Linked DNA regions of Homo sapiens: regions 1 and 3 are each linked to region 2. Evidence: chromatin contacts called from ENCODE Hi-C or POLR2A ChIA-PET data. All regions are on one chromosome and are shown on one strand. The core of a region is the stretch at or near the end of the contact, and the rest is flanking DNA. Distances in the headings are between cores, read along the strand shown.

Region 1 (3,593 bases), core at 982-3,481, 200 kb before region 2:
CACGTTGGTCAGGCTGGTCTTGAACTCCGAACCTCAGCTGATCTGCCTGCCTTGGCCTCCCAAAGTGCTGGGATTATGGGAGTGAGCCACCGCGCCTGGCTCCTTTTTTTCTTTATATGTGTGAATGTCACTGATTAAGCTAGTTGCTGCTTCCAGTCCATTAAGTGTTCTGGGACTAGGAAAAGTCTGTTTCCCACCACTGTGCATTGATTTACCTTACTTTCTGGATCAACCCTGTTCTTGGTGATGGGGTCGGGGCAGGCACTTGCACACACACACTTAATGTTACCTCCATTTACTCCAGTATGTATATGTATGATAGTTTGGCTAAACCACTATAGATAAAAGCTTTTTATTCCTGCTTTTGAATTTCCTGTTTGTTGTGTAAAGTTTAAATTAGTCTATGCCTTCCTGTGGTCACTTATGCGAGAGAAGTAAACCATCAGTTGTGCCAATAAATTAGATAATTGGAATTTCTAGTATATTTATTGCTCTTTACTGTTTTTAATCCTCAACGTCTTGTAGGCAACATTCTTAGTATCTTCTAGGCAGTTGATCATAAGCTTAAGAAACCACAAGAAAAATGTTTTTAAAGTTACATTTGTGATCTCTAATTGGGAGCACTGATTTTGGCCCTAAGTAGGGTTTTTAGATATTAAGAAGCATAGTTTTGGTGAATGGATTTAATTTTCTGTCGTTTAAGTTAGAAAAACATTCGTTTGCATTAAGTTAAAAAATTTTCTCTTATAGTATTGGATAGCAATAGCCTAAAAATGCATAGGTGTAAAATACAACAATGTTACTAATCGCCACAGAGTATCTTGTATGCACAGATTTCTTGACTCAATAATCCTTTCTCAATTTTCTTTTGGGAAAACACTAAAATCAGTTAAAACTGATTTTCAGTATTGTACATGACAGTAGAAGATGGAAATGAAAATAAACTTTCCTAAAATCCGCAAGTCTCTGAAGTGAAAATAGTATTTAGTGGTGGTAGAAGGAAAGCAGGATTTCTTTGTAAGCACTATACAATAATTAGAGTTAATATTTTATGTAGCCTGTGATGGAGTATGTACACACATACACATACTCTTCTCTTGCACACTCACATATCCAGGGTGTTAAATACAAAGTAATTCTTCAGTGTCAGAAAACACTAAGGGGATTTGTGTTCACAGCTTATAAAATTGTGATAATGGATTTATTCTCTAAATACAAAATACTCAGTGTACCAAAATGAAGGCAATGCCCTATCCCTAATGTTTGACAGAGAGATTTTTGTTTTGGACAAATAAAAGGAGTAAATGCCTTAACACAGGTTACTGAATTAAGTATACCCAGGAAGTGTTAGTACTAGTTGAGATAAAGTAATTTCAGGGAGTGTTTTTGCTGAAAGGCCCTTTACCCTAGAGATTCCCCCAGAACATTTCTGTCCCTTTCCCAGTCTTTTCAGTGTGTAGCTGTGGAGGGCAATCTTTATCTTTCTTTTTTTTTTTTTTTGAGACAGAGTCTCGCTCTGTCACCAGGCTAGAGTGCAGTGGTGTGATCTCGGCTCACTGCAACCTCCACCTCCTGGGTTCAAGTGATTCTCCTGCCTCAGCCTCCTGAGTAGCTGGGATTGCAGGCCTGCACTACCACGCCCACCTAATTTTTGTATTTTTAGTAGAGACAGGGTTTCACCATGTTGGCCAGGATGGTCTCAATCTCTTGACCTCGTGATCTGCCCACCCTGGCCTCCCAAAGTGCTGGGATTACAGGTGATCCACCGCGTCCAGCCAGAGGGCAATCTTTCTGTCTTACAGAATGTCTTGATGGTCTGTGGTTAAGACACCAAATGTGGCGATATGTTGGTCAGGATATATAGTGGACTTGTCTCTCTGTCTTGTGACTGGTGAACTTATGGTTTCTCAATATTACTGTGTCTGGAATTTATTCCTTCCGGTGTGTTCTTGATTTCAAGAATGAAGCCGCGGACCCTCGCGGTGAGTGTTACAACTCTTAAAGATGGTGTGTCCAGAGTTTGTTCCTCCAGATGTTCAGATGTGTCCGGAACTTCCTTCCGGTGGGTTCGTGGTCTCACTGACTTCAGGAGTGAAGCCGCAGATCTTCGCAGTGAGTGTTACAGCTCTTAAAGGTGGCACGTCAGGAGTTGTTTGTTCCTCCCGGTGGGTTTGTGGTCTCGCTGACTTCAGGAATGAAGCCGCGGACGCTTGTGGTGTGTGTTACAGCTCATAAAGGTAGTGCAGACCCAAAGAGTGAGCAGCAGCAAGATCTACTGTGAAGAGCAAAAGAACAAAGCTTTCACAGCGTGGAAGGGGACCCAGGCGGGTTGCTGCTGCTGGCTCGGGTGGCCAGCTTTTATTCTCTTATTTGGCCCTGCCCACATCCTGCTGGTTGGTCCATCTTACAGAGCACTGACTGGTCCATTTTACAGAGTGCTGATTGGTGTGCTTACAATCCTTTAAACACAGAGCGCTGATTGGTGCATTTACAATCCTTTAGCTAGACAGAAAAGTTCTCCAAGTCCCCACCCGACCCAGAAGTCCAGCTGGCTTCACCTCTCATTACTACTATATTGAGGCTCTGCATTCCAAAAGCGTTGGTGTATGTGAGGAGAGGCAACCTTTGTTGTGTGTTCTGCAACCATCAATGGACTGCCTTACCTCCACAGCTTGAAAGCTTTGTTTACTTAAAGCAGGATTCTGAACCTTTTTGGCATGATGGTTCTCTTTTGAGGATCTGATAAAAGCTAGGGCTCTTCTCAACCTAACACATGCACAAATGCACATACATTCTGAATTTTGTGTACAGTTTTAGGGAGTTTGTAGACCTCCTGAAGTCCCCTGATAATTTTTTTTTTTTTGGAGACGGAGTCTCCCTCTGTCACCCAGGCTGGAGTGCAGTGACGTGATCTCAGCTCACAGGTGCCCACCACCATGCCTGGTTAATTTTTGTTTATTTAGTAGAGACGGGGTTTCACCATGTTAGCCAGGCTGGTCTTGAGCTCCCGACCTCAAGTGATCCACCTGCCTCAGTCTCCAAAAGTGCTGGGATTACAGACGTGAGCCACCATGCCCAGTCCCCTGATAAACTTAAGCCTGTGGATCTCAGTTTGAGAACCTATGCCTTAAAGATTATCTTCAACCGTAAAGTTTGTACATAAGGGCTTTAAAGTTATTTCCAACAAAGGCTTTTTAACTATTTAAGTAAATATTAATGTCTGTGCCCATCGCAGACTTTCAGAATCTAATGGTGTAAGCAGAACTCAGTTGGAGGGATAGATGCATGTTTTTCTGTTATAGCTCAGTGGAAAAGAGTTACAATTAATAGATTAATTGCCAATTAAATGGTTTAAATTCAGTTAGAGGAAGTCTGTTTAAAGCATGCCTTACTCCAAAGTGTTACCTGTATGCAGTATGGGTTTCTGAAGATAGTTGTTTCTTATGTTTGGTTTAAATGTGATTGATTCCTATTAATTCAGTGCCTTCGTGTTTGGTAAGAAAGCAGGTACCTGTGATAAAGCTAGTTCTACTTTAATATAAATTCATCTAGCAGAAATCAGATTTTAAGGTTTTGTTTTATTTCTGGAAGGA
Region 2 (3,846 bases), core at 1,263-3,762:
CCCTTGAAACCCATTTTGGATCCTTAACGTCCAAAACTGTAGGATAATACATTTGTGGGTTTTTTTTTTTTTTTTTTTTTTTTTTTTTTTTGAGATAGAGTCTCGCTCTGTTGCCCAGGCTGGAGTGCAGTGGTGCGATCTCGGCTCACTGCAAGCTCCGCCTCCCAGGTTCACGCCATTCTCCTGCCTCAGCCTCCCGAGTAGCTGGGACTACAGGCGCCCGCCACCACGCCCGGCTAATGTTTTGTATTTTTAGTAGAGATGGGGTTTCACCATGTTAGCCAGGATGGTCTCGATCTCCTCACCTTGTGATCCGCCCGCCTCGGCCTCCCAAAGTGCTAGGATTACAGGCGTGAGCCACCGCGCCTGGCCAATTTGTGTTGTTTTAAAGACCCTAATTTTGTGGTAATTTGTTACAGCATATGTGAAACTAATACACCATTTATAGTCTGGTGAGTCTGTCTTCAGATTCATATATCTCACTGCACATTTAATAGCTTCATGTGGCTCACAGGCATCTCAATCATAACATGCCCTAAATTAAAACTTTACTTTTTTCTTCCCAAACCAGGTCACTCTCCCAGCCTTTCTCATCTTAGCACACAACCAACCACCCAATTCCTAATGGCAGAAACCTGGAAGTCATTTCTTTCTTTCTTTCTTTTTTTTTTTTTTTTTAAGAGATGAGGTCTCGATCCAGCACCCAGGCTGGAGTGCAGTGGTTTGATCGAGCTCACTGTTGCCTGGAACTCCTGAGCACAAGCGATCCTCCCACCTCTGCCTTCCAAAGTGCTGGGACTGCAGGTGTGAGCCACCACACCTGGCCCGGAGGTCATTCTTGAGTCTTTTTCCCTGTCATCCCCTTATATCTAACCTATAATTAAGTCTCATCAATTTTACTTCCAAAATAAACATCATATCCATCCACTTCAGTTGAGTTTCACTGCTACCAATCCATTCTCCACAGAGCAGCCAGTGTGATTTAAAAAAGAAATCTGGGCCTGGTGTGGTGGCTCATGTCTGTAATCCTAGCACTTTGGGAGGCCAAAGTGGGCGGATCACCTAAGGTCGGGAGTTTGAGACCAGTCTGGCCAACATGGTGAAACCCCCGTCTCTACTAAAAATACAAAAATTAGCCGGGCATGGTGGTGTGTGCCTGTAATCCCAGCTACTCGGGAGGCTAAGGCAGGAGAATTGCTTGAACCTGGGAGGTGGAGGTTTCAGTGAGCTGAGATCGTACCACTGTACTCCAGCCTGGGCGATAGAGTGGGACCCTGTCTCAAAAACAAACAAACAAACAAAAAAGAAATCTGATAGCACTTCCTTGCAAAAATCCCTTAATGTCTTTTCTTTTGTGGCTAATGTGACCTTTTCGTGGCTCCAAGCTAGCCACAGGAGAACTAAGAGTTCATAAGTATTTTACAAATTAGAGCTTCATTATTAATTGAAATGCATCACAAACTGCAGTTTGATGAGATTTGAAATTTGCTGTACAGCAAGAAATCTCAATGAACTGTTAGACTTAGTTTCACCTGTGGTAAATTTTTAATGGTTGTAAAAAAAAAAAGATGTTAATATTTTGTATCATCAACTTCATTCAAAGTTTCTTGTCAATGGTGACTCAGGAATCTGTTGCCCAGGTTGGTCTCGAACTCCTGGCCTCAAGCTAGCCTTCTCACTTGGCTTCCTAAAATGCTGGGAGTGACTCAGAAATTTGAAAGGGTCATTAAAAAGTCTTAAAGCCTGATTCGGTGGCATGGTCCTGTAGTCCCAGCTACTCAGAAGGCTGAAGCCAGAAAAGATGGCTTGAGGCCAGGAGCTCGAGTGCTGCCTGGACAACATAGTGAGACCCTTGTCTCAAAAACAACAGCAACCCAAAGTCTTATTTATCTTCAGGAGCTGCGCAAGCCCTTTACCACCGCCACGTTTCTCCCTGGATGTCCCTAGGCCTCGGGACTGGCTGGGAGTTCCCTGTAGTGGAGGCCGCCGCTGAACTGATTATAAAGATGAGAGAGGCTCTGCCATGCCTTGGTCATCAATTCACACTCCACCAGTGTCTTCTAGCAGTCACGGCAAGGGTTAACGTCAGGGACCGCTGTGGGGTGGCCGCGCTACACGACAGTATAGTTGCGGTCCTGGTTTATGAAATAACTGAGGGAACAAGAGGCGCAAGAAATCCCTCCTTGGGTGCAAGACCAAAACAACTACCCAGCGGGAAGACTCGGGCTTCAGTGCGTGTGTCGCCAGTGGAGGAGGACGCTTCGGGGCGGGAGCACAAGCTGGCAGGACAGCCCCGCAGCAGCTCCAGCGCGGCAGAGGCCATGGAAGATGGTCCGCTGGTCAGCACCCTGCCTGCGCCTCAAAATACCGCCGGGAAGGTGGGGGACGGGGACGGGAGCAGCCAATCACGCGAGCTCTCTCGGGTGGCGTCAGGGCGCGATCGCGGATTCGGCACTCCGGGTGGGCGTGGCTGGGCGAGCGAGGAGTGGGGACAAGGTCGAGCGACGAGTCGTCTACCCGCGCGCCCGAGCGCGGAAACCGAGGGGCAGGCTCGCGCTCTGCCTGCTTCGTGGCGCTTGGTTCGTCCCTCGCCCGAGGAGCGCGGTGGCGGCGTGGGAGGGAGCCTCTGACGGCGTCTGGTGAGAGCCGCGCGGCGGCGTGGGACTCCGGGAGAGCATCCTGCCCACCCCCAGGGCCGCCTCCCCCGGCCTCCTGCCCCAGGCCTCCCCTCCCCGGCCGCTTTCCACCCCACCGCGCCCCGAGGCCCACACTGGACCCGGCTCTCGCCCAATGTCCTGCAGGCCTCACCATAGGGCACCTCTTTGGCCCAATTCAGGGCTCCGCCGTGTGGCTCGGGGTGGGCCCTGATGAGCAGGGGAGGGGATGTAGAGGGAGGCCCAGGTTGACTTGTCCCCTGGAACAGTGCTGTCCAATCAGGGGGGATGCTGACTGTCCCGTTAGGAGCGGGGCGGGGCGAGAGAGGGTGGAGAACTGCCTGGCAGGCGAGCTGTCCTGGCGTGAAAAGGCTGGGCTAAAAGGTCCCCTCCCTGCTCTGAGTCTACATTCTGAGTCTGGGCTTCCTTGTATATTTGAGAAACGTTAATTCCCCGCCCTCACCCCAATTTTTTTTTTTTTTTTTTTTTTTTTTTTTTTTTTTGAGACTGAGTCTCGCTCTGTCGCCCAGGCTGGAGTGCAGTGGCGCGATCTCGGCTCACTGCAAGCTCCGCCTCCCAGGTTCACGCCATTCTCCTGCCTCAGCCTCCCGAGTAGCTGGGACTACAGGCGCCCACCACCACGCCCGGCTAATTTTTTGTATTTTTAGTAGAGACGGGGTTTCACCATGTTAGCCAGGATGGTCTCGATCTCCTGACCTCGTGATCCGCCCACCTCGGCCTCCCAAAGTGCTGGGATTACAGGCGTGAGCCACCGCGCCCGGCCCCTCCCCCCAGTTTTACGCTTGTAAAATTGTTAGAACACAAGAACGTATTTTTTACTACTCTGGTAGGAGGGGTGGGGTACAGTTTCGCAGTATAGGTAACTCGTTAACCCAACTGTAGGAGCGCCGCAGTTGAAGCCAAACCGAATTATAGCGTCGGAATGGGGCCCTGACTTTCAGACAGCTTTATATAGCTCTTTCCTTCTTATTCCTTTGAGTCCCATCCTCATTGCACTGATGAAAGGGCGATTTATCATGTTTTCGAGGAAGATTTGTACTCATGGATGTTTATGGAATGAACAGACACAAGGCAAACACTGGGTGTGGGACAGTGTTCTGAGCGCTGAAGTCATTCAGACAAGGGTTTGATTTTCGGTTCTCTCAATGATGAACTTGGGTTCAAGTAATTC
Region 3 (4,101 bases), core at 14-2,513, 170 kb after region 2:
GATCATGCCACTATACTCCAGCCTGGGTGACAGAGTGAGATTCTGTCTCAAAAATAATAAAAAAAAAAGATGTAGACCCTCCTGCTTTTGATCAGTCTCCAATACCTTCAAAACAATTGTTCTTTTATATTTTGTGCGGAGTTCATAATTGGTATTGGTAGGACTGTTATTCTCATACAAGCTACTCCACAATTACCAGAAGCCAGACCAGAACTATGTGCCAAAGTCTAACTTTCAAACATTTCAGATGTACTCAATCTCTAAATCAGGTCTTTACTGGCTAATACTCTATCACCAGTTTTAAAGATATCTCAATTTTCTCACTCTTAAGTAATACTCTGAGTACTTTAAAAAAAATAAGATGTGTGTTAGCTTGAAGTAAACACCATCTGACAAAAATATCTAGAACTTCCTTCTGGCCCAATTGAATGATTCTCTTCCCTTTTGCCCTCTTTATTTCTGGGTTGTAACTTATAAATCAGCCACCTCTTCTTTAGTAACTCTCTCTCTCTTGCTTCTGTATGGAGTTCTCTCATTTCGTGCTTCCGGTGCCCTCTTCTGTTTTCTTTGGTTTCTTCAACCATTAACTGTTGATATGCTCCAAGGCTCAGTTCTTGCCTCCTTATTTTTCTAATGATACTTGATACCCTGGGAAAACATCTATTTGAATTGCTTTTGTAAAGAAATATTTTTGTATGAAACAGGGGACTCACAGAGAAGAAACCTCAACCAGTCTCAAGGTCCTTTAAAGTAAACTGTTTAAAAGTGGACATTTGGATGACCAAATAGTTCACAATAATTTATTCTACAATGAATTACTTCCACTGGTGGTACAGTAGAAGGGAGAGGGGACTGACGGCAGAAGAGATTCTTTGAATTCCAGAAGCTTGAGGTATCTCTAGATTGGAAGGGACTTTGTAATAGTGTTTCCTTTCCCAGAGGTGGCTTACCAGATGGAATACTGCATTTAAAGATTAAATCATAAAGAAGACTTTCTTTTAACCCAACAGGAATAAAATCAGAATAAAGTGGTATTTCACTTATTTATAATTAATGATAAAATATTTCCATTCCATGTATAATAATTTGTCTTACCTGTTGTTAAAATTAGTACAGTAAGTAAGGTTTCTACAGCCCAACTGGCAAGGTTCCCGGACATCCGCTAAACAGGTCAACATGGACACTTCCACTGGATTATATTCACAAAAGCGATCAAACTCTTGCCAACTCTGTGTATTGCCCCAGCTCATGCTGTAAAGTTTAGTGCAGAGTTCCCTGAAACAAGAGCACAAATGCAGAAGCCGACATGAGCCAACCAAGTAAATATTTGATTTGCATAAAACTAAAACTCTATGAACTATATACTTTGGAACGTATGTGAGAAAAAAAGTAAAAAAACCAAATGACTATTTCCTAGAAACTAGAGCCAGAAAAAGTTGATTGTTTTCCATGGAAAACAGGCTTCTTTTATCACCTACCTTTTCTCTTTTTGTCAAGGTTGCTAGAAATCTCAGTGCCAAATTTAATGTTCAATTACAGTATTTGTGCATCCTTAGTTCCTGGCACAATTATTTCCCCCTATATCTTTCTGATTTCTTTTTTACTTTTACTTAAAGTACATGGTTTTGCCTCTGCAAAGATATATTCCCTTATATTTATGTTCAGTCACAGACGGTAAAACTAGGACATGGTCCTCTGACTTCTTTTAAGAAGCATGATAGACTTAGGGTACATTAGTTTCTCCCTGAAAAACTATACTAAAGCCATTTCTATTCCCTAAGATATTCCAAAGCCTCTATGTACTATTGTAATACACAATCTTCTTATTTTTAGTACTCAATGATTACAAAGCAACTTAAGTATGTGTATATAGCTAAAACATTTATACCATTTCTAAAGTGCTCTCACACATGATATTCATTTTATTTATAAAATACATGTTTACAATAAAATTTTCATATTATTGAAATATACAAAATTATAAGTAAAAATTTTCATTCACCTTATATTTTGACTGTCATATTTACCCCTATGACAAAGATATCTTTACTTTTACATTTGTTCATTCACCCCACCAATGTTTATTGAGTGTCTATTTTGTGTGAGGGCCTGTTGAAAGCACTGGAAATACAATGGTGAATAAAACAGACAAGGTCCCTGCTATCAGTGAGGCTTACACATTATGGGAATAAGGAAGCTGTGATCAAGTTACATCAGGTACCTCGATCTGGAAGCTTTCTTTTTTCTAGTCCTTAACTTTCTTTCTTTTTTGTTTTGTTTTTAGAGACAGAGTCTCACTCTGTCACCCAGTCTGGAGTGCAGTGGCGTGATCTCGGCTGACTGCAGCCTCTGCCTCCTGGGTTCAAGTGATTCTAGTGCCTCAGCCTCCCAAGCAGCTGAGATTATAGGCATCTGCCACCACACCTGGCTAATTTGTGTGTGTGTGTGTGTGTGTGTGTGTGTGTGTGTGTATTTTTAGTAGAGATGGGGTTTTGCCATGTTGACCAGGCTGGTCTGGAACTCTTGACCTCAGGCGATCCATCTGCCTCACCCTGGAATTACAGGCTTGAGTCACTGCATCTGGCTAGTCCTTAACTTTCTATAGGTTGGGTATCCCTCATCTGAAATGCTTGGGACCCAAATTTTGGATTTTTTTTGGATTTTAGAATACTTGTATATACCTAATGAGATATTTTGGGGCTAGGACCCAAGTCTAAACACGACATTCATTTATGTTCATATATACCTTATACACATAGCCTGAAGGTAATCTTATACAGTATTTTAAATAATTTTGTGCATGATACAAAGTTTTGACTGCATTTTGACTGTGACCCATCACATGAGGTCAGGTGTGGAATTTTCCACTTGTGGTGTCATGTCAGCACTCAAAACGTTTCTGATTTTGGAGCATTTTGGATTTCAGATTTTTGGATTAAGGGTGGTCAATCTGTATTTGCCTTGGACAGGTTATTTAACATCTCATAGTTAGTTTATTAAGTGTAAAAGAAAAATTACATAAATTTCTCCAATTATCTCCTAAGGTTTTATGAAGATGAAATCTGATGAAAATGCAAGCCTTCAGCAAACCATAAAACCCTGTATCAAGGTTAGAGAGAAGGAAAAGCCTTCCTTACTGAAGCTCTTTTGGGACAACACGGCCATTCCAACCTCTAGTGACTCTACGTAGGTGTAAACTTTTTTGTGGGCATTCAAAGAAACACTCAGCATCCTTCCCATAAATATATTTATTAACTTCTACAAGCAATCTAATTTCCTTAATTACAAGCCTAATTTAATTTCCCTTTAAGCCTTTTTGTTAATTTTCTTTGGAGATTTTTCACGTCTTTCATTTATTTATTTGGAGACAGAGTCTCGCTCTTTTTCATGTCTTTAATTAATTAATTAATTTATTTTGAGACGGAGTCTTCACTGTGTCACTCAGGCTGGAGTGCAGTGGCGCAATCTCGGCTCACTGCAACCTCTGCCTCCCAGGTCCAAGTGATTCTTCTGCCTCAGCCTCTCAAGTAGCTGGAATTACAGGCATGTGCCACCACGCCCCGCTAAATTTTGTATATTTTTTAGTAGAGACAGGGTTTCACCATATTGGCCAGGCTGGTCTCAAACTCCTGATCTCAGGTGATCCCCTGCCTCAGCCTCCTGAAGTGTTGGGATTACAGGCATGAGCCACCGCGCCCGACCTTCATGTCTTTTAAAAAATTTGCCAAAGTTTGATTGACAATTACCAAAGTCTGATGAGCTATTCTAGGCAAAATTTTTTGCTAAAGGTCCATCCAATTTAGAAACCACAGGAAAGATTGTTTTACGCCTGGTATCTTATATTCATTTCAGGATATCCGAGTAACATGGGGTCCCTTTTTACCCCAAATATCTCTAATAAAGCACATTTCTATTGTACCTGTGTTCTACCATGATCTTAGGTATCTCCATTTGTTTTTGTCTCTAGACTGCAATTCCTACATCCTATATTTGTATTGTTAATTTTTCATCTCTAAGTGTATCACCAAGATGAATGCCAATATGCTACCACCTAACTCTGGTTATAAGTGCTAACCCAGGTTATCCACCAATATAATAAAA

Evidence for each region. A loop is a pair of places that touch in the nucleus more often than their neighbours do. ChIA-PET counts read pairs that join two places held with the same protein, here RNA polymerase II (POLR2A). Pooled maps may share reads with other maps.
Region 1: a map of GM12878 shows a loop between it and region 2 (2.5-fold over the local background). The contact joins the enhancer-like site here to the promoter of GNE in region 2. A Hi-C loop is called at or near these places in 1 of 168 maps with a recorded cell type or tissue (GM12878), 3 of 37 single-sample maps with no recorded cell type and 7 of 50 pooled maps. POLR2A ChIA-PET finds 5 or more read pairs at or near these places in 2 of 52 experiments (OCI-LY7 and endothelial cell of umbilical vein).
Region 3: a loop to region 2 is called in a map of B cell, with 17 times the contacts of the local background. The contact joins the enhancer-like site here to the promoter of GNE in region 2. A Hi-C loop is called at or near these places in 2 of 168 maps with a recorded cell type or tissue (B cell and CD4-positive, alpha-beta memory T cell) and 9 of 50 pooled maps. POLR2A ChIA-PET finds 5 or more read pairs at or near these places in 3 of 52 experiments (GM12878, WTC11 and activated CD4-positive, alpha-beta T cell).

Annotation. Positions count from the first base shown.
Region 1 is chr9:36,457,114-36,460,706 of GRCh38, reverse strand. It overlaps a transcript of RNF38 not described here. Among named protein-coding and RNA genes, the nearest start is that of RNF38, 59 kb to the right of the region's middle. RefSeq lists enhancers at 1,815-1,904, 2,035-2,104. Within about 2 kb of position 2,231, at least 5 of the 41 ENCODE cell types and tissues checked have a DNase peak (open chromatin) inside an H3K27ac peak, as active enhancers do; they include GM12878, where a contact is called at or near this core.
Region 2 is chr9:36,257,114-36,260,959 of GRCh38, reverse strand. GNE (glucosamine (UDP-N-acetyl)-2-epimerase/N-acetylmannosamine kinase) reads left to right here and starts at 2,512. Exons shown (of 12, transcript NM_005476.7): 1 at 2,512-2,639. LOC124902150 (a long non-coding RNA gene) reads right to left here and starts at 2,350. Exons shown (of 3, transcript XR_007061473.1): 1 at 2,209-2,350. RefSeq lists an enhancer at 2,082-2,311 and a silencer at 2,612-2,771.
Region 3 is chr9:36,088,338-36,092,438 of GRCh38, reverse strand. RECK (reversion inducing cysteine rich protein with kazal motifs) reads right to left here. Exons shown (of 21, transcript NM_021111.3): 10 at 1,096-1,275. Among named protein-coding and RNA genes, the nearest start is that of GLIPR2, 46 kb to the left of the region's middle. Within about 2 kb of position 1,263, at least 12 of the 41 ENCODE cell types and tissues checked have a DNase peak (open chromatin) inside an H3K27ac peak, as active enhancers do; they include B cell, where a contact is called at or near this core.